Linked DNA regions of Homo sapiens: region 2 is linked to region 1. Evidence: read pairs that join two places in POLR2A ChIA-PET (ENCODE). Cell type or tissue: OCI-LY7. All regions are shown on one strand. Links, peaks and the distances in the headings refer to the core of each region. The heading gives the core; the rest is flanking DNA. Region 1 has its middle 78 kb from the start of LPP-AS2. Region 2 holds the start of FLJ42393 (a long non-coding RNA gene).

Region 1 (17,233 bases), core at 4,793-9,792:
CAAATTGGGTTCAGGTGAGCTCTGCATTTCTAGCTGAACAGGTACTGCCACAGGGTGATGAGGACTCAGCAAGACCAAAAGAGGTTTAGTGTGAACTCTGCTGGGTTCGCCACTGGTGCATCAGTTGCAAGCAACAGAACCGGACAAAGAAGAAAGCACAAGGAACAGTCCAGTTCTGGAAGGCTGGAAACGGAAAGGAGGTTATGGAATATAGAGAATGGTCATTCTTCTCTTCCTCCACATTTCTTGATTTCTGCTTCATTTCTCTTATTTGATAGCTATGTGACCCAGGGCAGGTCACTTAACCTTGATGAAACTCATCAATAAAATGAGATAATAACGTCTCTATTGCCCACCTCATGGTGTCTTAATAGGATCAAATTTGAAAGTGCTTGTAAAAATGCTTTGTAAAGTTATAAGATATGATGCTCATATAAAGATCTGTTATTACAAAATATACTTACCCATGTGGCTTTCTATGAGACTCCTTTACTAAATTTTAACCAGGCTTGGATATCCCAACTGAACTTTACTATTTAGTGTAAAAATTGAGATTTTGGCAGTTAGGAAAACCCAGAAGTGCCTTTATTGACCTTCAAATATGAGTTCTAGGATGGCCTTATTGTTGTCTCTGGGTAGGACAAAATTATCAACTTTGGTCCTTGCACCTTACAGAAGTTGTCTACTGCTTTTCCCCCCACAAACTCTACTTCAAATTCAAAACACATTTTTATGATGTTTTATTCTATTCCAAACATAATGGACAGTGTAAATCTTGTTTGAAGGCTCATGAAAAAAACCAGACACCAACACAAATAATTATAACCCAAGGTAGAATATAAGAGAAATTACAACAATGGCTTTTGACAGCTTGGAAGAGGAGAGATGACATCTAACTAGGGGACTGAGGAGTGATTCATGAAGTCTAATCTCTGGGTCCTGTGATTTTGGGACTCAATCTTTTTGATAAGGCAAAAGCCCTCCCCAATTCTCCAGAAACTTGTGGACCAGTGTAGAGAACATTCCTTCAGCAATCTTTCTTTCTCAGAGCCTGGAAATAACACTCTCAGATTCTCAGTCTTTTCTTCCTTGTGAGGCCCAGAGCTCTGCGCAGCTCATGTTTGAGATGATTGGCCTCCTAGAATCTTGCAGGGTAGCCCCTAGGCAAGCCTCTTAGATTCTGTTTTCTTATCTGCCAAATGCATGTAATAATATTTACTCCAAAGGAATGTAGTAACATTTAATTGATGTTTGCAAAACCTTCTGAGATCTACAGATGAAAGACCTTGGAGACAAACACAACATGATCATTAAAGAAGACTTAATCCCTTCATCAGCCTTTAGAAGTTCTCTGTTTGCTCAATCTGTACCTTCTTTGAGGGATCACTGTACCTCATTTCCAGATGCAAAAAATTCTTATGGAAAGAGACAAGTGGTCCTTGATTTTCTGGTCACCCTCTGGGATGTTCTCTGTTCAACATTATCCCTAGACTGACACACTCTCTCTCCTGGATTTTTTTTCCCATTTTGCAAGCAATGGCTTGTCTTCCTCACACCTGGTCAATGCTCACCCTGATCTCACTCAGGAGACTTCTGTGAGTGAGAAGACACTGACCCATTAGTAGTAAGTTTGTTGATTTCAAAGACTCACAAATTCCTGCTCTTTGAGCTACAAAGAAAACATCATGCTCATCTTGGATGTTAGTGACAGCTTTTTACTCCCTTGAAAAACTTATCTCCCCTTTCTGGAATATGATATTTTTTATCTCTTCATTCTAAAAATATGATGAATATTCTTGGTCTCTGACTCCCTGGTGGGAAGAGTGAAGCCCCGTCATAGATTGGTCATTTCCTTTGGCTTTATCATTGATTTTCCTTCTTTTCTATTCTTAGATTTTTCAACTATAAAATAGGATAATGATCATTGAACTATTTTTCTCAAAAGGTTGTCCTGAGGAGTTAATGAGAACATGTAAAGAAAATCACTTTGCAAACTCTAAATGATGTATAGACACAGCTGTGAGGTCTGATCCGTAATGCAGACGTCAATGGATACAGCCAATGCTCATAGACACAGATTTGTAGTGAAAGTAAAGTCATAAAGATCAGTGTCCCTGTTTCCAAGTTTGCTGAAATATTCTCATCTACAAACTCTTGTCTGTTGACCATCTGACCTCTGAACATCTGCAATAATGGGGAACTCACCAGCTACTGACAGAGTCTGTTTCATATCTGGAAACATCTCACTGTTAAAAAATCCTCCCTTTGGCTGAGATGACATCAGTTTCCCAGCAGCTTCCAGAACTGATTTGTAATTCTTGTTCTTGATTCTACACCAAAAAGTTATGAAAACCCCCTTCCCTATAATAGTCCTTCAGATTTGCAAAATAAAGGATTATGTCTTTGCTGGGTTTTCTTATGACTGATTAAAACTCCCCAGTTTTAAAATATTTTCTCATGGAGCTTTGTTTCTCGGCCTTTCACCATTACAAAGGTAGGATTGGTGATTTGCCCAACAAATGGGGGAGGCAGAGGCTCCCGGACCACAGTAGAGCAGATGGGAATGGTTGGATCCCTATGTACTCAAGGTTACAAGGATCAGGATGGAAAGGACATTTTTATCAAATAGTGCCAGCCAGCCCCATACCCAGCATTGTCAGTGCCTCACACACAGTTGGAGCTAAATGAATAAATACTGCCAGTGAATAAATGCAATGAGAGCTTTGTTATCTATAAGAGGCATCTATTTTATTCCTCCAGAACACTGTAATTTTGGAGTGTCTTTCTATAATTTTTCTGCTACTATATCACTATGGAGGACAAATTTTACTTTCTTCTTAAACACTGAGATGTATTGAATTCCACTGAAGTTTTTCCTTTGAGTCTCAGATTTTAGGTGCACATGAGAAAATGAGATATGAGGGAGAACAGGAAAGTGGGTGAGATAGGGTGTCACCTAAAATTTCTCCTGCTATTTGCAGCTATTTCCCATACTCAGTCTTATGTTGACAAAGCTTTGAGCTCATAACAAAAATGAGTTTCCAAAGCATTAAAAGGGGGTGGGGCATGAGTCACAGATCCCAGGGGGAGACATTGGATGTCAGTCAGTCCAATCCGGCACCTGATAATTGATCTCCTTTACAACACCGGATTCAGATTTGGTTAATATTTACTGAGCAGCTACAGTGTACTAGGCACTCTGTAAGATGCTTTTACATAAAACCTCTCATTTTGTCCTCCCTTCTCTGCAGTGAGAAAGGTATTAGAGTCCCCTGGCGTCAAGAAAGAGAGATTTGACACCAGCAACACTGACCTGCTGCTAGTATACTCCCGATCTTCTAAGGAGATGTTTCATTCATTAAATCAAGAGAAGTCTATGAAGCCTTCAGCAATGATTCCTAAACTGTATTCTTTCAGGTCTGTGGAGTTTGTAAGAGCTCCATATATGCGCTCAAGGTTGTCTAGAGACTGCAAAAAATAGACATATTTTACTCATATATACTTGTTTTCTCAAGTGTATTGCGGATACTGTTGTGATAAATCAAATACAATTTTTAAAACTATGTCACTAAAACCACAGTTTTTGTCACCATATATTTTATCAATCATTAGAATTTTTAATTAACATACTTTATTTTTTGAGCAATTTTAGTTTTACAGAAAAATTGAGCAGAAAGTATAGATTTCTCATACACTTCCTTGTCCTACCTCTCTCCCCAGCCTCCCCTATTATTAACTTTTTGGATTAATGTGGTATATTTGTTACAGTTGATGAGTCAATATTGTTGCAGTGTTATTAATTCAAGTCTATAGTTTACATTATGGTTTACTCTTTGTGTTGAATATTCTACAGGTTTTGATAAATGTGTAATGACATGTACCCACCATTATAGCATCCACTATTATAGACACAGAATAGTTTCACTGCCTTAAAAGTCCCCTGTACTCCACCAATTTATCCCTTCCTCTCTCCCCTGAACACCTGATATTTTTAGTGCTTTCATAGTTTTGCCTTTTCCAGAATGTAATATAGACAGTATCATGCAGAATGTAGCATTTTCAGATTGGCTTTAAAAAAATTAGTGGTATGCATGTACGTTTCCTCCATATTTTTTCATGGATTGCTAGCTCATTTTTTATTGCTAAATAATATTCCACTGTATAGATATACCACAATTTGTTTATCCATTCTCCTATAGAAGGACATCTTGGTTGCTTCCAAGTTTTAGTAATTATGAATAAGACTGCTGTAAACATCCATATGCAGGTTTTCGTATGGACATAAGTTTTCAACTCATTTGATTAAATACCAAGGAATGTGATTGGTGGATTGTATGGTAAGAGTATATTTAATTTTGTAAGAAACTGCCAAGCTGTCTTTCAAAGTGTCTATTTCATTTTGCATTCCCACTAACAGAGAATAAGAGTTACTATTGCTCCACATCCTCATCAGCGTTTGGTTGTCAGTTTCTTGAGTTATCTTTATTCTAATAGGTAGGTGCTAATATGTCTTTGTTATTTTAATTTGTAATTCCCCAATGATGTATGATGTGCAACATCTTATAAATACATATTTTCCATCAGTATATCTTCTTTGGTGAGGTGAATGTTCAGATATTTTGCCCATTTTTAAATTGCATTGTTTGTTTCCTTATTCTGGAGTTCTAACTGTTCTTTGTATATTTTGAATAACCGTCCTTTACCAGATATGTGTTTTGCAAATATTTTCTCCCAGTCTGTGATTTGTTTCTTTATTCTTTTAATAGTGCCTTTCACAGAGTAGAAGTTTTTAGTTTTAATAAAGTGTAACTTAACAATTCTTTCTTTTATAGGCTGTGTTTTTGGCATTGTTTCTAGGAAATCATCATCAACCTCAACGTCATCAAGATTTTCTCTTATGTTATCTTCTAAGAGTTTTATAGTTTTGTGTTTTGCACTTAGGTCTATGACCCATTTTGAATTGATATTTTGTGAAAGGTGTAAGTTCTATGTCTAGATTCACTTTCTTGCATGTAGATGTCCAGTTGTTCTGGCACCATTTGTTGATATGACTATTGTTTCTGCATTGAATTGCCTTTGCTCTTTTGTCAAAGATCAGTTGATTTTTCATGTGTGGGTCTATTTCTGGGCTCTATATTCTGTTCTGTTGATTTTTTTTCCTATTCTTTTGCCAGTCCTACTGTCTTGATTACTGTAACCTTATAGTAAGTCTTTCAGTTAAGATAGTGTCAATCCTCCAAATTTGTTCTTCTTTAAGCTTGTATTGGCTGCTCTGAAGCCTTTGGCCTTTCCACATAAACTTTAAAATCGGTTTGTTGATATCCACAAAGTAACTTGCTACGATTTTAACTGGGATTGGGTTGAATTTATAGATTAATTTGAGAAGAACTGACATGTTGACAATATTGAGTTTTTCTAGCCATGTACATTTATTTAGCTCTTTGATTTCTTTCATCAGGGTTTTACAGTTTTCCACATATAGATCATGTACATATTTTGTTAGGTTTATACCTAAGTATTCCTCTTATTTTAGTGCTATGTGAAAGGTTTTGTATCAGAATTTCTAAAGGATAAGTAGTATTAATTGGGACACCTATATTTTTTAGGTTAAAATGTGGTCTGCTTAATCCAAAAGATGAGAAACTGCTGGCTGATGTGATACTGGACATAAAGTAACTAATGGTAGGGCTCTGAGCTTCTGCTCCCAGAGGGGTATCTAATGGTGTTTCTGTGGCAATGTCGTGGTACACTAAGAGAGAAATGCCATTTGCAGCTCAGACTCTAAGAAGGAAATAACTTTTACATCTTCAAGAGTTTAAAACATGTTTCCCTTGCCACATCCCACATAGAGAGAAGGTGGGCAGCAACATAAAAGCCTGTGTAAAGAGTGCAGGTTAGAGGAAGGGAGAACTATAGCATTATTCGACTATTCTTTTTCTCTAGCAGAGTAGATACACCGCATTGCTCTTAGGACAAAGACAAGGATTCTTTCCAAAGCCTACAAACTGGGAATGGTCTGACCTCTATCAGCCTCTTAAACCATATGCTCACTTCCTCCAGGGCTTGGCCACGTCGGCCTTACACATCCTCTTCTTTGCTTTTCCACAGGGAAAAGTCTACTTTTTCCACAGGGGACTTGAATCTGCTGGTTTTTCTCCTCTTTAGCCAACACATGCATTACTTCCTTGATCCTCCCAAACCAGGCCTCTTAAAGTGCTATATGCTTCTGAGCACTTGTTGTACTATGATTTTGCATTTATTTATGTGATTAGCTGATTACTAGACCATAAGTTCCACAAGGAAAGGCAGTTACATCTGTTTTTTTCTCACCATTATCATCTCAGTGTCATCCCTGTTGAGTGAATCAGTGATTGATTAGATATCTTACAGAATTAAGAGCTGTATATATTTCTTATTTTAGAGTATGGAGGCCAACCAGTTATCCAAAAGATCCTCTAGGTATTATGATACATACAGACACTTGCTATGGGTGGTTCTCCATCCAAACAACACAATCAACATTCTGGTTTCCAGTGAAACTAGAAAAACTAAGTCAGTGGAAACTAAGTCAGTAGCTTTCCTCACACATCTTTGTCGTCGCGAGGCTTATACCAGTTTGGAAAAATTTAATTTTAAGAGCTTATTTGGCAAACATTTACTAAATATCTACTCTGTGCCACATGCTGCGTTAAATGAGAACCAGACATAAAGTGTCTCAGCCATGGTCTCCATCTTGGAAGACTGGAGTTACAGTGTGGGAGGGATACCTGTCAATTCCACATCAAACTAAATGGTCGGGGTGGAGTCATAGTGAGGGCTGTAAGCTGATGCTCTGGGGCCCCATTCGGTCTTCCTGGTTTTGTTTTTGTTTTCGTTTCTTTGGCTGTACACTCCTTCTGAAACTTTTTGACCTGAATGACTTAGGCCAGTCCCGTACATTTTGTTCCTTTAGTCTTCCACCACGCACTTCTGTCTCATACTTTGCTGGGTATTTCTTGTGTTTCCACTGCCTGCTTGGCCCCGAAGTACATCCAGTTGCTGACCTTTGGTTGGGGCCAATCCTTCTCTGGGGTCAGTGGTTGGCCAGAGAGAAACTGCTTTTCACATTCCTGTTTTGTGCAAGGAACTGTGGGAGACACATATAATTGGATCATGCAGGGCCCTGATGTCCAAGAACTCACAGTCCAGTCAAGAAAGTGACACACACTGTCTCAGAGTGTTTACCAAAGCAGCTGTGAGAAGCGACTGGAGCACATGTTTTGATCCCTGTGTTTGCAGCTCCTGTTCATGGCATGGCAAGATCACCATGCAAGCCCTTATCTTGTCTTCTTTTAGGGAAATTAACTGTGGTTCTGTTACTGTGTGACCATGGGTAAATTACTGCAACTTCAGCTCATTGAGCTATGGTTTCTACACCTATAAGCTGGAAGTGATATTAGGGGACAACCAGGTTGTTGTGAGGTTTAAATACACAATGCAGGCCCGGTATGGTGGCTCATGCCTGTAATCCCAGCACTTTGGGAGGCCGAGGCCGGTGGATTACGAGGTCAGGAGATCGAGTCCATCCTGGCTAACATGGTGAAACCCCGTCTCTACTAAAAATACAAAAACAAAATTAGCAGGGCATGGTGGCGGGTGCCTGTAGTCCCAGCTACTCCGGAGGCTAAGGTGGGAGAATGGCATGAACCCGGGAGGTGGAGCTTGCAGTCAGCTGAGATCACGCCACTGCACTCCAGCCTGGGCGACAGAGCAAGACTCCCTCTCAAAACAAAAACAAAAACAAACAAACAAAAGGAATATATATAGAAATGCTTGGCATAACATTCTGTATAGAAGAGATAACCAACTAATATGGAGTCTGAATCCTGCTTTATGGTGACCTTCATAGACCCTGTTGCAGAATATGTTTTGGCAACTCTCAGGCCTACCTTTCATAGGAAGCCTCAGCAGGGGATCGGGCAAACCTCATCCCTGCCCAGCCATCAGCTGCACAGAACACTCTGTGCCGGCAGCAGGCCTGGCCATGTGACCTCTTCTCCTTCTTGGCTGTTCCCACTGGCAAGCTGTGAATAGCCAGAGACACCCTCCATAATGCTGAGACCTTTTCCCAAGGAGCCCAGCGGGAAAAATGTTCTGTGTCTTTGCAAAGCCTGACCCTCTTCTGGGGCCAATTCTGCTGGAGATACAGAGAACCTAATTGTTTCATGTACTTCACGTCTCTCTGTTGGTGGCCACTTAAACCCTTCTTTACCATAATGAATGAAATGCTTCAAAGAATCAGGATCCAGCAATCTCAATGGCCCCAGGAGCACCAAGACGTTCAGGTTGACAGATTCAGAGAGTGTCAGAGCAGGAAGGCATCTTGAGCTTATTTGTCCAACCTCCCCCTTCCCCAGCCACCTTATAGCTGAAGAAGTTGAATGTCAAAGAGACAAAGCCACAGACAGACCTAGATCTCTTGCCTTCCAGGCCTGGGCTTCTGCTGTGACACCATCCTGCTTTCCGCATGTGGAAAGAAATATTGAGTGTGGTTGTGTGCGTGTGCATGGGGCCCCACTAGTGCCAGTTGTCGCAAGTGATAGATCAGACTCAGCCAAAAAAAAAAAAAAAGTTCACATGGTTGGGAATGTGGGAGACAACAGATTAGCTTGTACAACTGAGATGCCAGGAGGACATCTGGCTTTGGCTGTGTTCTTGGGATCTGGTTTTGCTCTCTCCATCTTTTAGCTCTTCTTCCTTTATGTTACCTCCATTCTAACATTCTCTTTTCTCTCAAGAAGACCTCCATAAGTTTCCAGGGTGAAGTCCTTTAGGATAATGTGCAGTGGGGGAAGTAGGAAAGTTCTCTGTCCCAGCCTTCTCTGCAAAAACCCTAAGGTTCGCTCTGATGAGGCTTCTTCTATCACATGCCCTCTTGTGAGCCAATCACGGGGGCTGGTGACTGCAGTGCACTAACTGATGTAGGCCTGAGCCATGCATTCCACCCCAGGGCTGGGGACAGGTCCCACTCAGACCTCGTGGACTGAGAGTGAGATGCTTCTAGAAAGGGGAAATGGGGCTCTAGGGCCAAAGCGTGAAAAATGTTCTCTGCACCCCTCTGGGCTTCTGTGTCTGATAATTAGTTTCATTGTGTATTAGGTTTATCAAATTTTCCATCTTCCCAAAGTAGGAAATGCTTTGACCTCTAGCAAATATGATAGTGCAATTCTTATAGTAGAAATAAACTCAGAAAAGACTGCAACATTTCCCTGGGTGAGGTGGAGATCCTGGGCTTTAGGAAACACACCATCCCACTGTTGATCAGCTAATCCAGGCCTTGTTCTGCATTTGCTTCTATTAAATAAAAAATGAGACATGTAAATAAACAAAGACAAAATCAAGCAAACTAAAAAAAACTCAAAGGCCTAATCTTTCAGATTGCTAAGAAATTCTGATTAAACATATTCCAACATAAGACATAGGCCATTGTAGCTACGTAAGGACGTTGCTTGGTGCTTGAGAATATGTAAGCCCTCAATGAGCACCAATTTAACATCTTCTTATTTTTATTTGTATAATTTTTTTTGAGACAGAGTCTCCCCCATCCCCCATCAGACCCCACCCCCCACCCCGCCGTTGCCCAGGCTGGATGGAGTGTGGTGGTGCAATCTCAGCTCACTACAACGTCTGCCTCCCCGGTTCAAGCGATTCTCCTGCCTCAGCCTCCAGAGTAGCTGGGATTACAGGTGCACACCACCACACCAGGATAATTCTTGTATTTTTAATAGGGATGAGGTTTTGCCATGTTGGCCAGGCTAGTCTCGAACTCCTGACTTGAAGTGATCTATCTGCCTTGGCCTCCCAAAGTTCTGGAATTTCAGGTGTCAGCCACCACACCCGGCCTCAGTATATCATCTTCTAAAAGTCAGGTAAGAGCTACTTGCACCATTTAAGAAGCATTTTCATGACAACTACTGCACAATCTGTATGAAGGCAGAGTGCCGCCTGTCTCCATTCTACAGACAGGAGAGTGAGGCTGGGAGAGGTGAGCAACTTGCCAGAGGCCATGTTGTCAGTAGTAGATCTGAAAAATCATCCCAGGCCCTTCGACCCCAGAGACCTTAATCTTTCCAGCATATTGTGGTCTCCCTGGAGACGTGTCAATACTTTCTATTATTTTCCTTAAAAGGAAACATCATATTCAAAAGGCAAATTAACATTAACAATCCAAATTCTTTTTACTATCAGACTGGTAAAAGATTTAAAAGGATCAATGAAATCAAATTTTAACTAGGTCATAAGAAAAGATCCTCTCATATGTTGTTGGTGGGTCTGAAAATTGATACAATATATTTGGAGTCAAATTTGGCAATTATCTTTTAGAATAAAAAATAATGGCATTTTGGCAGGTCATGGTGGCTCACGCCTCTAATCCCAGCACTTTGGGAGGCCGAGGTGTGCAGATCACCTGAGGTCAGGAGTTCGAGACAAACCTGACCAACATGGTGAAACCCCATCTCTACTAAAAATACAAAATTAGCTGGGCGTAGTGGTGGGCCTCTGCAGCCCCAGCTACTTGGAAGGCTGAGGCAGGAGAATTGCTTGCACCCAGGAGGCGGAGGTTGCAGTGAGCTGAGATCGTGCCACTGCACTCTAGCCTGGGCGACAAGAGTGAAACTCTGTCTCAAAAAAAAAAAAAAAAAATGGCATTTTAGGGGTTGTTTCTAAGGAAGGGCATAAAAAGTGTTCATTGCAGCTTTGTTTATAATAAACAAAAAAAATGGAGACCACCTAAATTTCCCTTCATAGGTGAGTGGCTTAACTGTGATCTAGTGACACCGTGGAACAGGAGGCCCCACTCAGGGACACCAACACTGTTAGGTCTCTACTGCTTGTTAAATTTTTAAATTGTAGAACAATATATACAGCAATAGGCCATTTACATAAAAAACAAACTGCAATATTTCTATATGCACATAAATTAATTGCATAGAGTAATGGTCTAAAATGATATGCCAAACTAATAACAGTGGAGGTGGGGAGGGGAAGAAGGATGAGAGGGTTTGGAGTTAGTGGGGAATAGGGCAGAGATTGAGGTCAAGATTGGAGCAGACAAGAGGATGCTTGCTTTTAGGTATTTACAGTTTTTACAGTAAGAATATATTCATATTCTATTTGTATAATTTAAAGTATTAAAATGTAACACAAGATCTTACTAAAACATATTAAGTCATTTCAATTAATGAATGTCTTATTAGTATCTGAGTTTGGAGGAAAAAATGCTGGCTTCTTTCAGAGTTTTCTGATTATAACAAATACTTATCAAGAACTGACCCAATACTAGGTAGCCTTCAACCCTTTGAGGGATTTACAGATTGGTAGAACATGAATGCTAGCAGTAAATTAGGTATCACTGATGTTCACCTATAGAGAGACAGGCTATTGAGGACCAGAGTCCACTTACCTTCCTGATTTTTTTCCAGATGTCACATTCGAGAGTGAGATCAGGGCCATGCGCCTGGGACTCCATCTCTCAAAGCCTTAGGTTTTGCCTCTGTAGTGTGGAGAGAGTCTTAGTGTTTCCTTCCTTGTTTTCTTTTAAGAATCAAGTCAGCCAGTGATTATGAAATTGCTGGGGAGCTGTCAAACATGATAAAAATGATAGAAGTTGATGTAATTTCTCCTGCTTCCATTTGTCTGAGCTTCAAAGTGTTGAAGTGATTTGCACAGGGACACGCAGCTACAGGACAGCTTAAGCTCTGTTTTTGTGGTAGTCCTGGTGGCACTTTGCAATAACACCCGTATCACATTGTGCACAAATTGTGAATGTGCCTGTTTCCCCCACTAAGCAGAGTTCTGTGAAGTCAGAGGCCAGACACTAGTCATCTTCTTATCCTAGCACCTATCTAGTGCCTAGAAGGCCTTCAGGGAACGTGTGTTATATATGAAACCTTCTGGACTCAGCTTTCTCTTCTCTAAACAAGAAATATAAGCTAGATTGCTGATATCCTTTTTAGCTCTGAGGGTCTGTGATTTTAAGATCTAAGTTTTCACTTCAACAGCACTCATTATCTCTAACCAGATGATTGACTTCCTACAAATCCTCCAAAGCTTGGGAAATTCAACTGGATGAGAAGGTGAAGGATTGGCCAGTTCTTTCATGTGGAGGGAGTGAGGGAGTTTCTGTAGGAACCTTAACTGTGATGTCCCTGGCTGATGCGGGCTTGGAAGTAACAACACCTTGTGCTTATGCAGCCTCCTGCTTCTCAGCAGTTCAAGTGCTTCCCAGACATTATCTCACTATTTCTCACCATCTTCTTCGGAAAGTGGCTGAAGGCAGCTCTTGTTATCATACCCCGGCACACCCTGCACCAGTGGGTTAAATGGTTTTCCCACAACCTTCCAGTGAGAGTCAGGACCAGGACCCCTGTCACCAGACTTAGCTTTCCAGCCTGCTCATTGCCTCATGCAGCTTTCAGGACCCATTATTTGCCTCAAGGAGAAGGGAAGTTCACCATCACTGTTACAACAATTTGAGACATTTGCTGGGGAGCCCTGGGAAAGGAGAATCCTCTTTCCTTCTCCAGGCATGTGCAGTTGATGATGTATATAAACTGATTATAGAGAAAAATGTTAAGTATGTGTGGCTCATCCTATGGAGGAATCTGCCAATACATTCGACATTTATGGATGTCAGGGTCAAGAATGTGGGGATATTGGAAGCCTGGTGCAGTGGTTTTAATTAACCTGGTGCATCATAGGCTCAGTAGGTATTGCGCCTCAGTAATGCTACTCCAGAGACTTTCATTGGACCACCCAACTCACTCCTTCATTCTTTGATAAATGATAAAATTAATACTATAGAAGCAAAAAAAACAAAAACAAAAACAAAAAACAAACAAACAAAAAAAAGAAGGACTGGCCTTGCAGTTAGGAAATCTGGGCTTCATTCAAGCATTACATACTTTAGTCTCACGTGCTGTTAGGAAAATTACTTGATCTGTCTATTCTTCAAATTCTCTATTCATAAAAATGGCTAACACCTGTCCCATCAGTTTGTTTTAAAGAATAAGTAAGAGACTATCTAAGCCATATTTTTACAAATATTTGGGTTACTTGATAGTACCAGGCACACCCAAAGCTATAGCATTTCTGGGATATCAACTTCAGGAAAGATTTTAAGGAAATCAACTTTATCATAAGATAAACATATATTTTTATAAAGTAGTATGCTAAAAGTGAATACCTTTTAAAAAGAAAACTTTTCAGTTTCACCTTGCTTGAAGGGTAGAGGAAGAGTGATGGATTTTCTGCCTCCAGATTCTACAGGATACAATTTCACTTCCCTCTTCCATGGGGTACCATTAAGATGACTGGGTAGAGACGTGTGAGAAGTGTTTGACTAAATCGTCCATTCCTTTGATGCTTCTAAATTATGTTCTGGCATCAATTTTGGTTATTTAGATGATATTAGCTCAGGTTCTTGTGGCAATGACTGCACAACTTTTTTTTTTTTTGAGACAGAGTCTCGCTCTGTCACCCAGGCTTGAGAACAGTGGTATGATCTTGGCTCACTGCAACCTCTGCCTCCCAGATTCAAGCGATTCTCCTGCCTCAGCCTCCTGTAGCTGGGATTATAGGCACCCACCACCTTGCCCAGCTAATTTTTGTATTTTTAGTAGAGACAGGGTTTCACCATGTTGGCCAGGCTGGTCTCGAACTCCTGACTTCAGGTGATCCACTCCTCTTGGCCTCCCAAAGTGCTGGGATTACACGCGTGAGCCACCACACCTGGCCAACTTTTAAAAAAATATCGTGTTCTCAGCTTTTATTTAAGTGTCAGTATAATAATTTGTTATATGTAGAATGTTTCCCCATTGCCTGAAAGATCAGTGTTGAAGATCTGGTCCTTTATGTGACTTTGTATCCCTCATATAAGGATTCAGGTGATAAAACTCTTCCTCAGATCTTCTGCCCAGTAGAAGAAGGTTGTCTCCTCTGAAGAATGGATAATGACACTTTTGATCACATAATCAAAGCCGGGCAATTCATCACTTTTCTGTTTTTGCCATGGCAGTCAGGGGGGTTGGTGCTATTTTATTCTTACATTTAGTAACAAACATATCTGAGGTTCCTGACATGATCACTTCCTTTCTTGCATACACTGCCAGATCTATATGTTTAACCATCTGGTGCTTTTATTCTACGTCTTTGCTAGGTTTTTTGTTTATTTTAAGAAATAGTTAAGGTATCAATTACAAGGAAACCATTCGTTCTGAAGCAAGCCTAAGAGGTACTAAGACTCAAATTTAAATGTAAAATTAAATTCCTTCAGAGATGAGACCTGAGGCCAGCTTGTGAAAGAGCCTGGGTTTGCCTGTGGGGCCATCAAGCAAACTTCCCAGTTAGACAGTTCCTTCTTAGGAAGCCCATAGCCAGTTACCTGCTTCCTGTTCCACCCTCTACCACCGTTAGTGAGGATCTTTCCTAGCCTCTTGTCTTATATCTGTCAGCCCCTACTCCAGCATTTGCAGGCCAGGTACAAGTACAAATGTAGGCTACTGGACATACCCTTGCCCATTCCTGGTTATGCTATATACCATTGGCGGCCTAGCATTGATGGGTGTAGGCACCCCCTAAAGACAAATCCTTCTCAGACATTTCCACCCAAGTGTTCTGATGGCAGGGAAGGGCAAGATTTGGAAGCAGAACATCAATCACATTTCCTACCCCTGGACCACCCTCTTGTCCTAGGGCTGTGGCCCCTGGGTCTGTGATCTGCTCTGGGGATGAGGAACCAGGGGAGAGGTGAACAAGCACCCGGAAGCAGGCTTTGGGCCATTTGCATAGGCAATTTCAGGGGCCCAAACACCCAGGTTTTGGTAGGAAAGGGGGAGATGGGTTCCAGGAGCACACATTCATGTGGCCCCATAGACTCCTACCCAATGGGGAAGGCCAGAGCTGGGGCCCCTGAGGCATGGAGCCTAGAGCAGGGATGGTGGTTGCCAGATTCTACTGTTATCTGACAACTCTCATGCTTAGAGAGACTGCCTGTGTCATCAAAACTGACCCAATCTGTGTCTTCTTCAGTCATGGGATCCTGGAGTATTAAAGCTGGAAGCGATCATGGAGAGCAACTGTCTGACTCTTCATTTTAAAGACAGAAATATCAGCCAGGTGTGGTGGCTCACACCTGTAATCCCAGCACTTTCGGAACTGAGGCGGGTAGATCGCTTGAGGTCAGGAGTTCGAGACCAGCCTGACAACATGGCGAAACCCTGTCTCTACTAAAAGTACAAAAATTAGCTAGGCATGGTGGCATGCACCTGTAGTCTCAGCTATTCAGGAGACTGAGGCAGGAGAATTGCTTGAATCCCAGAGGCAGAGGTTGCAGTGAGCCAAAATTTTGTCACTGCGCTCCAGCCTGGGGGACAGTGAGACTCTGTCTCAAATAAATAAATATAAATAAATAAAGATAGGAATATTGAGGACTAGAGAGGCAATTAACTTGTCTCTTAAGGTGTATTCTAAATATCTGTACCAAATCCTCAAAGAATGGGTTTAGGGTAAGGAGAGAAAGACATATTTATAACATGCTGCAATGGTGAAAGCATGGTTAGATCCACTAGGTTTAATATATATGGGCTTAAAAATTCCTCGAGGTTAGTGATGAACAAGGTGTGAGAAATGGAAGTTAGGAGGAGAAAAAAATTTTCTAACTTCCACTGTTAGAGAAAGTATTTTTCCCCTTGGATATATTGTATTCACTCAAATGTGCTATTGCACTGCAGCGATAAAAATTAATAGCTTTGTTTCCTGTGATCTCTTTATCAGCCAAAGCACAGGACTATGGCTCTCAGTTATTTTAATGGAAAAACTGAAGTTGTATTATCAGGTGATAAGGCCGTGTCAGGTGTTATTTTATTCTCTTATCTCCCTTGTTCAAGGTGAGGTGTTCAAGCCCTGATGGATGAGCAGGGCTACCGTGACTATGATGTTCTCTGAGCCTTGATCTAACTCTGCCTTTTAAGATAACTGTAGCAGGTAAGAGAGGCCTCCAGGGCCAGCTGATTCTTAGCATAGATCCTGAGCATAGATCCAAGGGAAGGCTTTGATGGTTGGGGTCCTTGTCCCAGGACAAGTAGCTCAGGGACTTTGCAAATTCAATCACATAGCTCAGGTTGCCTGCACTGCAGAACCTTTCATGACTCCCCAGGAGAATTTACTCAGCAAGCACTAACTGTGATCTCTGATGTTCCTACTGTTATGTTTGATAGAGTGGGAAAGATGAGTTATGCCAGTCCCTGCTGCCCTTGAGAAGCTCAAAGCTTGATCACATGGGAAGGAGGCTTAGTCATATCCTTCTCCTCCTCTGGACTTCCAGGACACATTATATCTATCCATGTTGTGGCTCTTGTCATGGTATGTGGTCATTTATTTGTCTGCACAAGTATTTTTTCTCCTAATAGAATGAATGCTCCCCTGAAGCAAAGACCATGTGTTAGATGTGGTCTCATGTCCATCTTCAGCACCACAGTTAAAACACTGTCAATGTCTGTGCACTAAATTAATGTGGGAGCAAATTCATTGGTTTGCTTGTCAGTCTGTTGCTTATTTACTTCCACGATAACTCTACTTCTAATCAGGCCTGTTACTAGTATCAGAGGTTTGCTGTGAGTGCCAGGACGAAGGAAACTCCTGCCTCCGTTCCCACATTACTAACACAAAGGCCCCTGGTTTCTCATTGTTTGTCAGCCAAAGTGGCAGTTCAGGACTGGCTGTGGGGCAAGAGACACCCCTCGGATGATGTGAAGCAAGTGCTGGCCACCCAGTGAGACAGGTGGGGTCTCGACTGTCCTGACTTCTGTTCCTTCTCAGATCCCATCACTGAGCCTCAGTTACTTCATCTGGGAAAGGGGATTTAAAAAAATCCTGTCTTAACTGCTTCACAAGGAAGGTTGTTAAGAAAGTCACATGAAAATGGATGTGAATGGTAAAAACTGCACAAGAGAAAGAGAAGATTATTAGGAAGTAATAATAATAGAAGTGGCTCCCTCTTCACCTTGCCCAAGGGTTCTTCATGTGCCTTTGGTAAAGGATTCCAACTCATGTGTGCCCTGCCTTCCTCTTGGTATGTCAAATAATTATTTCTCTACTTTTTTCATTACAGACACTCTGGAGGAGAGGCTTGGTAAGCAGTGGGACCAGATCCCCAAACTGCCTTCACATGACAGCATCCACATTTCACCAGGGG
Region 2 (11,843 bases), core at 374-5,373, 100 kb before region 1:
TGTATATTATATGTACATATATTATATATGTGCATATATTGTATATGTACATATATTATATATGCACATATATAATATATGTACATATATGTATATATATTATGTGCATATGTTATATATATATATTCAATTCTTTAGCTGGTTAAAAATCACTGGACTTAAAGATCCCTATGTTCCCTTCAGCAAACACCATCATGTCTCACCCTTGGAAGAATGTGTGTAAAGAGCTGGGCACAGGACTTGGCACATAGCAGGTGCTAATTAAATATTTGCTCCCTCCTCTATCTATCACAACCACTCCCAGCCAAAAACAATGGCAGCCACATAGGTCTCACTAGGCCAGATGGCAGCTGGTGCTGTATGTGAAACAAATTGTGTCAGTCAATTAAGGAATACCCATGGTCTAGTCACAGGAAGTTCCGACCAATGAAAAGAACGAGGTAGGGATGACTATAAATAAGTACATGATGAATATAGCAGAGGTGAGCTCTACAGTAATGCTTCTCAAACTTTCAGCAACACCTAAAGACATAGATTCTGGGGTGAGACCGAGAGTCTCCACTGGTAACAAGTGCTAAGTGATACTGATGCTGCTGGCCCAAGGAGCAAGCCTGGAGTTGCAATCTAAATGTAGGCATTGTGAAGGGATAAACTTGCAGCCTAAGGCAATCGTTCCACACAGATTTGCTGAGCATCTATTAAGCACCACTCAGGAAATGTGCTGAGGCTGGAAAGACTCACGAGGAGTTAGACTTAAGAAAGAGACATCTCAGCAAATACTCGCAATAAAATGTGCCTTAAATTCTATATCAGAGATCTGGCCAAAGTGCTGTGGGCATCCCAGCAGAAAGCCAGTAATTATATCTGGGTTGCCTAAAACAGAAAACTATGAGGACGCTGATGAAGTAGTTAAATTGTGGAAGAGAACAATTACAAAACAGTATGTACATGGCCAGGTGCAGTGGCGTGCACCTGTAGTCCCAACTACTTGGGAGGCTGAGGCAGAAGAATTGATTGAGCCCAGGATTTCCAAGGCTGCAGTGAGCTATGCTCATGCCACTGTGCTCCAGCCTGAGCAACAGAGAGTGACCCTGTCTCTAAAAAGTAACCAATTAATTTTTTAATTAATTAAATTAAATAAATTTTTAAACATTGCTTTCAAAGTATGTACAGAATTGCTCCACTTTTGAGGCTAGAACCAGGTGGGAAAACTGATATTTATACAGCTTACTAGCGAGAAATAATTTTTCTATAGTTAAAAGAATCTTGAAGCAGCAGCGGAAACAAGAGGAGGAGGAGACAGAGACCATGTATGGCCTGCAAGGCCTAAAATATTTACTACCCAGTCCTTTACAGAAAATGTTTGGCAACCTGTAGGGTAGAAAGATAGATACACAGATACAATTATGTAGCAAATTTCACACTGGCTGTTGCAAATGACTGCAGGTGGTTTTTATTTTCTTCTTCTTTTTTTTTTTTTTTTTTGAGACGGAATTTCACTTTGTCACCCAGGCTGGAGTGCAGTGATACAATCTCAGCTCACTGCAACCTCTGCCTCCCGGATTCAAGCAATTCTCCTGTCTCAGCCTCCTGAGTAGCTGGGATTACAGGCATGCGCTACCAAGTCCAGCTAGTTTTTGTATTTTTAGTAGAGACGGGGTTTCACCATATTGGCCAGGCTGGTCTCGAATCCCTGACCTCGTGATCCGCCCACCTCGGCCTCCAAAAGTGCTGAGATTACAGGCATGAGCCACCGTGCCAGGCCTATTTTCTTCTTTGTGCTTTTTCATGTTTCTGTGTTTCTCCAGAGACAACATGTTCTCTCTGAAACTAAGGGTGAAAAAGTTACTGTCCTTTGTGCAAGGCATTTCAAATTCTAATAATCTACCTTAGAAAATAATCATAGGTGCAGACAAAGAATTTTGTTAAGAAGGATGTTCGTCACAGTGCTATTTATAATGATGAAAAATTAGAATTATGGTATATTCTTAAGATGAAACAGCATACAGCCATTCAAAATTACATGTACAAACAATTCTTAATGCCATGAGAAGCTGCTTGTGCTGTATTGTTAGGTGAAGTGGCAAGATATGAAAATGTTTATATAGTAATATTTAGTCAGTAAAATGCAAATGCACATAAAATCATGAAAAGCACCACTAAAGAAAGAATATTAGAAACGTAAACAATGCTTGTGTCTAAATAGTGATTTATGAGTGATGCTCATTTTCTTTATACGGTTCCATATTTTTGAAATGTGTTACTATGACTAGGTCCTACACTTATAACACAAAAATACCACACATAGTAAGTTCAGGTTTGTTTTTGCCTTAAGTCTTCTTGAGGGAATATAAGGAGGTTCAAGAAAGAGGAGACAGAACATTCCCCAGACAGAAACAAAGGGGAAGGGCCCTTGGGCCATCAGGGCAGCATGTGCTAAGACACAGAGGCTGCAAGAGAGTGGGACCAGGGACACACTCAGAGTAGCAAGCACAGAGCATGACTGGCAGGGGACAGCCATAGCAAATCCTGGAAACAGAGGTGAGGTCAGACGAGAGCAGGGCAAGGTGGGCACGGTGAGGGATTCTGCCCACAGGCTACGGGAGGCAGTGAGTGAGAAGGCAAGAAGCCAGCTGGGAAGCCGAAGGACAAATGCCTTCCCAGACACCTTAAATAAAAGCAGAGTCAGGGAGCGCGGAAGCCCACGCCAGGGAGAGCAGGAAGATAGTTAAGTGTCTTACACTCATTGCCATTTACAAAATGGTTCTCCTTAATTTTCTTCAAACAAGGCTATGCATATATTGGTGTCTGGAAATGAAATTAATTAGTAAATCAAATCAATACATTCTTATTGGCCAAGCATCACTCACGATCCCTTCTGACTTCATCCTAAAAGTGGACCCAACCAACAACCCCCTATGTTGCTTCACAAGTAATTTCTGACCAGTCAGGCACAGATGCCATGCAAAAGACAAGGCCTCAAGGTGCCATTATCTGTCAAATGGACCCAAGGCAGGATGAGGCTGAATGAAAGAGGAGGAAGAGGAAGAAAGGCTCACTCAGGGGGAGAGGGGAAGCTGCTGCAAGCTAACTACTGCTCTCACTGACTCAGGATGCCCATTTCTCACAACCAGAGGCCACAGTTTTGGAGCAGACAAGAGACTGCAGAGAGGCTTGCTGAAGCTCACTCCACGGCTGGATTCCTGGCAGGATGAGAAATGGAGTTCTAGTAAACTAGAAGGAATGCTGCTGGCAGGAGACAGACCTCTCGAGAGGGCTTTAAATGGAAATATGAGAGCACGAGAGGAACTCTAAGTGTAGAAAATGCACTGGGCAAACAAGCGTGTCGCAGATGTGGGCGCCCCAGAAGGGAAGGAGCTCTGGAGTCACAGGGGACCCAAAGGACAGAATGTCAGGTGGCCCTCCAAGCCCGCAGGTGGCAATGGGAACAAGGCGGGAAATGAACTGGAGAGCTGAAGGCGGGGGCCTAGGAGGAGGCCGCAGAGCTGTGATGAAGGGCTGCTCATCAGAGGCACATGCACGGGTCAGATAAAGAAGCTCCGCTGCGAAGACAGGGGGCAATGCAAGGCCACAGCCGAAGATTCCATGCATGCTCTTCACGGTGGCAAATTCAAAAGCCTTGGAGGGCAGCATGCTTCTATGATAATAGGGAATGGGGGCCGGGGGGAATATGTAGACCCCATATCAATGCTCTCAAAACCTCTCTCTCTCTCTCTCTCTCTGTCTCTCTCCCTCCCTCTCTCTTGCTCACTCTCTCTCTCTCTCTCTCTCTCTCTCTGTCTCTCTCCCTCCCTCTCTCTTGCTCACTCTCTCTCTCTCTCTTTGTCGTGCTCTCTCTCTCCCTCTCTCTCCCACTCCCCACCTCTGGCCTAATATACCTGCATGTCCACAGAGGCACCAATCTGCAATGATGATGGACTCTCTCACCCACCCTGCTACTAGGAAACTTCTTCCATATATCATAAACAGAGACCAGTATTACAATACTTCACCCACTGCGCCAATTTGGCTTTCATGTCTGTTTCCTGTGTCGATCACAACATCCTAGACAGCCCAAACAAGGCTTTATTCACCTCTAGTCCCCGGTCCCTGGAACAGCAGACAATAAATAAGGAATCAACAAGTGTCCTTCACTGCCGCACACATTGGCTGTGAATATCCTTTTGCAAAGTGCAGAACATCTGAAAGATTCTCACATTGACTAAACAACAGTGTGACCTGAAGTTAAGAGAACCATAAAGGTAAATGATTGCTAGAAGTTTAATTCCAAACAAGGAAGAGCAATTTGATGCAATGGGCAGAAGACAAACATTGGGAGAATGAGAACGTATCCTCTTGAGTTGTGATGTGAACAAACAGAGATTCCAAGATCTTGCAAAAGCGAACAGTCAGCAACCAGCATGGTGCTTAGAGTAGTCCCTGGGCAACAGAAAAAAAACAGATAAATGAAGAAACATGGACAATCACCCTACCTGGGTCTCAGCGTGAGGAGGAGAACTAGGACTTCCAGACAGAAAAGAGGAGAAGCATGAGGAGGGGGCTGGGAAAGACATTTCCCTGTGGGCATGTGGTGCCCTCCACTGGGGCCAGAATTCCCAACCTGCCTCACTCTCCCCATCTGTGAAATTGGCTGATTCCCTGAGGTCCCTCCCAGCACTGACTATCAAGTGACAGAGAACCTAGAAACTCCAGGAGCTCCATCAGAGCCCTGACTACCTGTCCAAGTGAGACTGTGGGAGCCTCACTCTTCTCACACCTGTAAACTGAGGGTGCTGCAGTGTCAGCTATATCAACACTCCCAAGTATGCCTTTGCCAAAACCTCTATGGATGAGAAAGGAAAAGAGCATGTATGGAATTGGCCAGGGCTTAGAACCATCTTGAACATGACACACTTATGCACATCGTCACATCTTCCCAGCATCCCTGTCCCACCTCGGGCAGCAACTGTCAAAGTTCTGCCCCCAGGATGACCTCCCAGAGTCCTCAGGGCAGCTCCATCTCTCCAGCCCTCATTCCTTTCCAGCTCTTTGGTGTTTCCCTGTAATAAAAACACTGTGCACTTCTCTTTTCATGTTTTAACCATGAAGTGCCTTCCTCCAGACAAGTACTTTAATCCTTACTCCAGTCAGAATAGGTAACATCAGCATAATTACCATCATTACTCCCATTTTACAGAGGAGAGGGCTGAGGCTCACGTAAGACCTAATCTTCATCTTCCCAGGGATCCTCCAACTCCTAGCCAGGCCTCTCCCAGCTCCTAAATCAATCATGAAAGACTACAGCAATCACATCCAGTACTTTTCTGATCTAGTGTCTTTGCCGCTAAATAAAGGCAGAAATCAAGGTGGCAGGATCAATCCTGTATTCAAATCACTGTACTGTCTGCCACCCTCCTATGCTGGTCCAGGGAGCAGAACTGAAAATGTGCCTCAAGGCCCCAATCCAAAACAGATGCCATCACCCTGGACAGATTCTCCAACCATGCTCCAAGACTGGTATCCATCTCACTTCAACCAGCCCTCCTTCCCAGGCCTGGGTCTGTCTACTGGCACAGGGGGACCCTGCCATGAAAATGAGGGCATCTCTACTGGATTGCAGGCGATCCCCTCGCTGGGCTGGCCCACCCATTCAACCATCACTGGACCACCCCCAGGCCTGCTACCCCTTCAGACACTCAGCCTCATACTGCCTAGCTCTTTCTACCAGGTCTCTCCCTCAGATCAATTCCACCTCAGCCCCAAACTTGCCATCTCCTAAGCAGATTTATACTTCTTCCCAATTTCTATCCTTCCTCTAGCTCATTACTGCTTTCCTGTTGCTTAAGCTAAGTCTATTTCAAATTATAGCTCAGAGAGGGCAGGTGACTTGTTCAAGACTACACAGCCATTTAGTGGCAAAGCTGGGGCTTGAACCCAGCTCTCCCAATTCTAAGCCTTGTGTTTTTCCACTAAATCTCAGCTGTCTCTCTCTATCATACTGCTCAAGAAGCCACTGGTGCATGAGAGGGTGCAGACCACATCTTATTCTCTTTAGTAATGTGTACACTAAGGGCCAGGTATATGTTCAGTGACTTCTTGCAGTCCTAGGAGGTATGACTGTCTTTGTTTACAGATGAGAAAATGTTTTCAGACTACTGCACTGCTATACCACTAGTCTAAATACAGTTGTGAACACACAGCACTGGTCAATAAATGTGGGTTAACTGATTTTTTTTTTTTTAATTAGCTGAAGAGAGCCTAATGGAAAGACCTGAAAAACAAGTTTGTGGCCAGATCAGGCAAAGGGGGTAAGATCCAGTTATCATTCTGCAGTAGAACTAAACATAATATTGTTGCAGGACAATCTCTGATGGCAATGTGAAGCAGTCTGTGAGTCGGGGTGCCTGATTTTGACTCTACCTGACCTGACAGTGTGTGTGACTCTAGGCAAATCTTTTCTATTTCCAGGCCTCATTTCCCCATCTTCAAAAACTCTTTTTTAAATTTATTTATTTATTTTTTTTACAAAAGAAAGAAAGCAAGAAATCCCAGAAGTTGAACTAGATCATAGGTTCTCTTCAACATTAGTAGCACCTGTGAGCTTCTTAGAAATGAAAATTCAGGGGTCCCGCCTGATTTACAGCATCAGAACCTCTGAGACGGGGCCCAGTAAACTCTCCAGGATGACCCTAATGTTCCTTCGAGTTTGAGAACCATTAGACTAGATGACCTTTATGATCCTTCCAGCTCTATCACTCTGAGAACCTTATGCTTTCTCAATTCAACAGCATCAACTCCTCCCAATTTTGCCATTCTGATTTTGATCTGGCATGAACTTGGGTCATCTGGCTCTCTCATCTGGTCATGTCTGATGCTTCCTCCTGTGATTAATAGAAAAGGCCCCAAGAAACAGACAGTATACTCCACTGCACTTATTTTTTCCATTTACCACCTCAGTGGTATGCATTCTGTCACTATATTTAAAAAAAAAAAAATTAACATGTACAAAAAAGCCCAACTATGAGCACAGTGGCATCCTGGTACTATCCTTTTAAAAATTGGAAAAGGAGTTTACTCCTGAGGCAAGTCAGTAAGGAACTGCTGTATTATCTGAAAAATAGGACCTTTCTGAGCCCAGTGATCTCTTTTTAGTATAAAGCCAGTTGAAGGAATAAGAGAGCATTTGCATTCTACACCAGAAATACTCGTAGATTAGCAAACCTTTTCTTTCTTGGTCCTTACATATCAAAACAAACAAACAAATCCAGATCGACCTTACAAGTATAAAAACACATCCCAATGAGTACTATTTTCTCTGTGTTAACTATCAACAAATGGACTGTTTACTGCTGAAATAGTGCCTGAAACTTTATTGTGAAATGAATGAATGTGCACCTTCTCAGTGCCAGCATGGGAGATGTAAAGATAAGCAAGTTAAAATTCTACTCTAGGTGGGGCGTGGTGGCTCACGCCTGTAATCCCAGCACTTTGGGAGGCCAAGCAGGCGGCTCACTTGAGGTCAGGGGTTTCACACCAGCCTGGGCAACATGGCAAAATGTCATCTCTACTAAAAATACAAAGAAAACTAGCCAGGCATGGTGGGAGGCACCTGTAATCCCAGCTACTTGGGAGGCTGAGGTAGGAGAATCGCCTGAACCCAGGAGGTGGAGTTGCAGTGAGCCAAGAACCCACGACTGCACTCCAGGCTGAGCGACAGAGCGAGACTCTGACTCAAAAAATATAAAATAAAATAAAATTCTACTCTAAAGAAACTAAATTTGAGTCTAGTGTCAGCAGTGTCAAACCTGTCCATCCATCCAACAAATGTTCACTGTTTGCCAAGTTCCAGGCAGACGAGAAGGTCCTAAAGAAGTAAAAGCCCAAAATAAGACGAGCATATTGATAACTACAAGAGAAGGTAAGAAGTGATCAGTGCCATGCAAGCAGTACAGACAAAGGGCCATGGAACCATAAGAGGAAGTGATGATTTCCTGCTTAGGGGGGATGGGCAGAAATCAAGGCATGCTTCATGGAAGAGGTGGTATTAATATGCTGGACCTTGAAGATCAATTGGATTCAAACAGGTAATGATGGCAGGGCAGGGTAATCCAAATGCAGAAAGTGCTGCAACAAAGACAAGAGTGAGGGAAAGCAATGGAGATGAGGTTTCAGAAGTCAGCTGGCCCCCTTCAATAAGACCATAAATGGCAGGATAAGGAAGATATACAGGGTATTTATGTCTCCAGGGTTCAGCTCCTTCACCCAGCCTCCCAGCTAGAGATGTCCCTCCTCCCCCATCTCTCCAGGCTCCAGGGACAGAACTGTGCACCTGCTGCCTCACCCAGCATGCTGTGCCTTCCCTGCTGCCTCATGCGTGCGTTCCTCGGGTATCAATGCCTGCGCACGCTTCGCTGCACTTGCTATGCCATGTCTTTACACTACTGTTTTCTGTAATTTATAAAACACATACTGCCCACGAGTTTGTATTTTTAATTCCTGTAAGAAGTTTTGGGATCCAATTTGTGTGAAAGTCAGACTGTAACATAATGTAGTATTGTATGATAAAAGCCTCCAAGAATAAAAACAGACAGTATATCCTGCTTATCAGATACTCAAACACTGGTTCCATTCCTGAGTGTCACAGATTTCCTCATGAATAACTCTTCTTTGTTTTGCACCAGCTTGTCCCAATCTTCTTGAAATAAGTTCTAAGGGGAGAATTTCCTGATTTTCAAGGCTTCTTTTTCAAACATTGATTGAGAACCTACTACGTTCCAGGCTGTGCTAAAAGTGGGCACAACGGTTTGCTTAACTTTCACAGGGTAAAACTGTGGCATTTTGTGAGGGTTAAGTCCTATGAGACATTACTGATCAGTGAACCCACTTTACAGATAAGGAAAAATGAGGGGAAAGGTGGAGGAGCCTGGATCCAAACCCTAATTTTTGGGAGTCCCCGATAGTTGCTCACTCATTTATTCAACAAGGACAGGATCAAGGTATCTTGAAGATCCTTTTCTGATCTTCTCTGGGCTTCCAGCTTCTCCCAGCATTGTCACTTCACTTTTGGGGGCCTCAGTCTCTTCCCCTAAGAACAAGGAGACTCAATGCAGTGACTTTTAAGCCCTGCTTTGCTGGAGCCCTTCAGGGAGATAAATCAGGGGAAGAAAAAAAGGTGGGTCCCATCCTGCTCGACTTCATCCGCAGCTGCTCCAGATTACATGATTACAACATTATACGTCATAGTAGGCTTTTCTTTCTTACTTTTTTTTTGAGATGGAGTCACTCTGCTGCCCAGGTTGGTTTTTTTTGTTTGTTTTTTTTGTTTTTGTTTTTTTTGAGACGGAGTCACTCTGTTGCCCAGGCTGGAGTACAATGGCACAATCTCAGCTCACTGCAACCTCTGCCTCTCAGGTTCAAGTGATTTTCCTTCCTCAGCCTCCTGAGTAGCTGGTACTACAGGCGTGAGCCACCACACCCGGCTAATTTTTGTATTTTTTTAAATAGAGATGGGCTTTCTCCATGTTAGCCACGCTGGCCTCGAACTCCTGACCTCAGGTGATCTGCCTGCCTCAGCCTCCCAAAGTGCTGGGATTACAGGCATGAGCCACCGCGCCTGACCTGTAATAGGCTTTTCTATAAGGAATCCTTCTCTAAATATTAAGGAATATGGGCCAGGCGTGGTGGCTTACACCTGTAATCCCAGCAGTTTAAAAGGCTGAGGCAGGAGGATGGCTAGAGCCCAAGGGTTTGAAACCAGCCTGGGCAACACAGTGAGACCCTGTCGCTACAAAAAATACAAAAATTTATCTGGGTGTGGTGGCATGCACCTGTTGTCCCAGCTACCCCAGAGGCTGAGGTGGGAGGATTGCTTGAACCCAGAAGGTCAAAGCTGCAGTGAGCTATGATCACACAAGTGGGGGACCCCAGCCTAGGGGACAGAGCAAGACCTTGTCTCAAAAAAATAAGTAAATAAATATTAAAGAAGATGAAAGTTTTAAAATGATCCTAAACTGGGTATCCTGGACTAGATCTTGGAACAGAAAGAGGAACTTAGTGGAAAAGCTGGTGAAATCTAAATAGTTTGGAGTTTAGTTCACAGTAATGTACCAACATCAGTTTCTTAGTTTTGACAAACGTTCCATAGTAATGTAAGACATCAAAAATGAGGACAAGTGGGTGAGTAGTATATGAAAATTCCCTGTACAATTTTTACTTTTCTATCAACCTAAAATTACTCCAAAATTAAAAGTTTATTTAAAAAGACAACAATAACAAAAAAAACACAATCATTTAGATAATCTCTATTATCTTTTCCAAATCGCCATTTTGTGACTTAATAAGGGTAACACATAATAACAGTGGCTAATATTTAATGGGCACTTATCACATGTCAGGCTCTGTTCTAAGGGCTTTATATGTATTAACTCATTTAATCCTCACAACAAGATAAGTAATTTTCTTATTATTATTTTATGGATGAGGCAACAGAGGCCTAAAAATACTGAGCAACAAGTTGAGGTATTTTTGGCAGGCCAGAATGCAAATCCAGGCAGTGTAGCTCCAGAGCTCTGGCCCTTAAGCACTACATACTTAGAGCAGAGTTTTCCAGATGCTTCTGGAATTGGGCCTATCTAACCAGGAATAGCCAAAGGACTAAAGGCAAAGACTGAGAGGTGAGTAGTTTGTTTAATACAAAAGAAGAGGAAGCAAAAAGGACTCTCAAGGTGAATTCTTAGCTTCTGAAAATCTCTACTGGAGAAGAACCAAACCTCGCCGAGGTTACCAATGGCCTCTCCACATGGGAATGACATCCTTGGCCTTGTCCTAACTGTGTTCTGCCCTCTCTGGCATATCATCCTTGAAGAGTTGCACCACCAGCCCACATCATGCCCTCTAGTCGGCTACTTGCTGGCTGTCTGCTGACATTTTCATCCCTGAAGTGTCAGTTCGGGTAGAGAGTGAAATGAAACATGCAGGCTGTCTTTTCAAGGCCTGCAAAATAAGCTTAAGCTTTCCACATGACCAGTTTTCCTAGATACTCAAGAATCCACGCTGAGAACCTAGTAGTGCATTGCCCAATCCTAGAAAGCAAAAACCCCACCTTTCCAATTGATAATATACCTCATGGACTGTTGTTTCCACTAAGTGTCAAAAAGAAAGCATCTCACCTCCATTATGGGATCCTTGAGGATAAGACTTGGTCTCACTCATGGAACAACAATATGATTCCATAAAGAAATGGTGCTAATCTCTTGGAAAGATTTGTAGCTGGCCAGGACCACCACCCGGCAATCTGTGCCTCCATTGCAATCATTTGTCTTTGGGAGGTTTCAGAGTGGACAGCATCCATAGGCATAGCCTGAAGGGAAAAAGGTGAGGAGAGAGGAAGCTATCCAGATGGAGAATGAGAAAGGAAGATTTACAGCATTGAGGGTGTAGACAAGAAAGAGATAAGCTTGGGTGACTAAAAAGCAATGGCAATAAAAAGAAAATGAATCCAGAAGCAGTCAGGATGGAAGAGAACCAATATTCATGGAATGCCTACTTTGTGTAGGCATGAACTATGCTCACTGCAGGAGTTTCCTCATACTGCCAGGCTCAAAAGTACATGGAGGATCAAGCAATCCAGGGTGACTGCAGCTTGTGTTGACTTAGTAAACATTCAAATTCAACATTTTCTAGTTAAAAGGCCCTGAGAGTACACATAGCGTAACCCTAACGTTTCATACACAGATAAACTGAGACTCAGACTCAGAAAAATTCAAGCCCAAAATGGAATGAGAAATACAACCCAGGTTTGCCAGTGTTCCTTTTGATACAGATATGAAAAACAAGGAAGGTAT

Evidence for each region. ChIA-PET counts read pairs that join two places held together with the same protein. Peaks named below come from ENCODE experiments on the same cell type or tissue, not always from the same donor. Only the 100,000 strongest peaks of a DNase experiment are listed, where the experiment ranks them.
Region 2: POLR2A ChIA-PET joins it to region 1 with 6 read pairs; 2 of 35 experiments call an interaction of 5 or more read pairs at or near these places.

The regions. Positions count from the first base shown.
Region 1 is chr3:188,067,207-188,084,439 of GRCh38, reverse strand. No RefSeq gene overlaps it. Among named protein-coding and RNA genes, the nearest start is that of LPP-AS2, 78 kb to the left of the region's middle. In OCI-LY7, for the core only: no CTCF peak of the experiment used is centred there; no DNase peak of the experiment used is centred there.
Region 2 is chr3:188,170,995-188,182,837 of GRCh38, reverse strand. The region is part of intron 1 of LPP (LIM domain containing preferred translocation partner in lipoma); the gene reads right to left. FLJ42393 (a long non-coding RNA gene) reads right to left here and starts at 4,295. Exons shown (of 1, transcript NR_024413.1): 1 at 2,030-4,295. RefSeq lists an enhancer at 2,919-3,531. In OCI-LY7, for the core only: no CTCF peak of the experiment used is centred there; DNase peaks (open chromatin) are centred at 3,067 and 3,367; H3K4me3 peaks cover 653 bases; H3K27ac peaks cover 808 bases.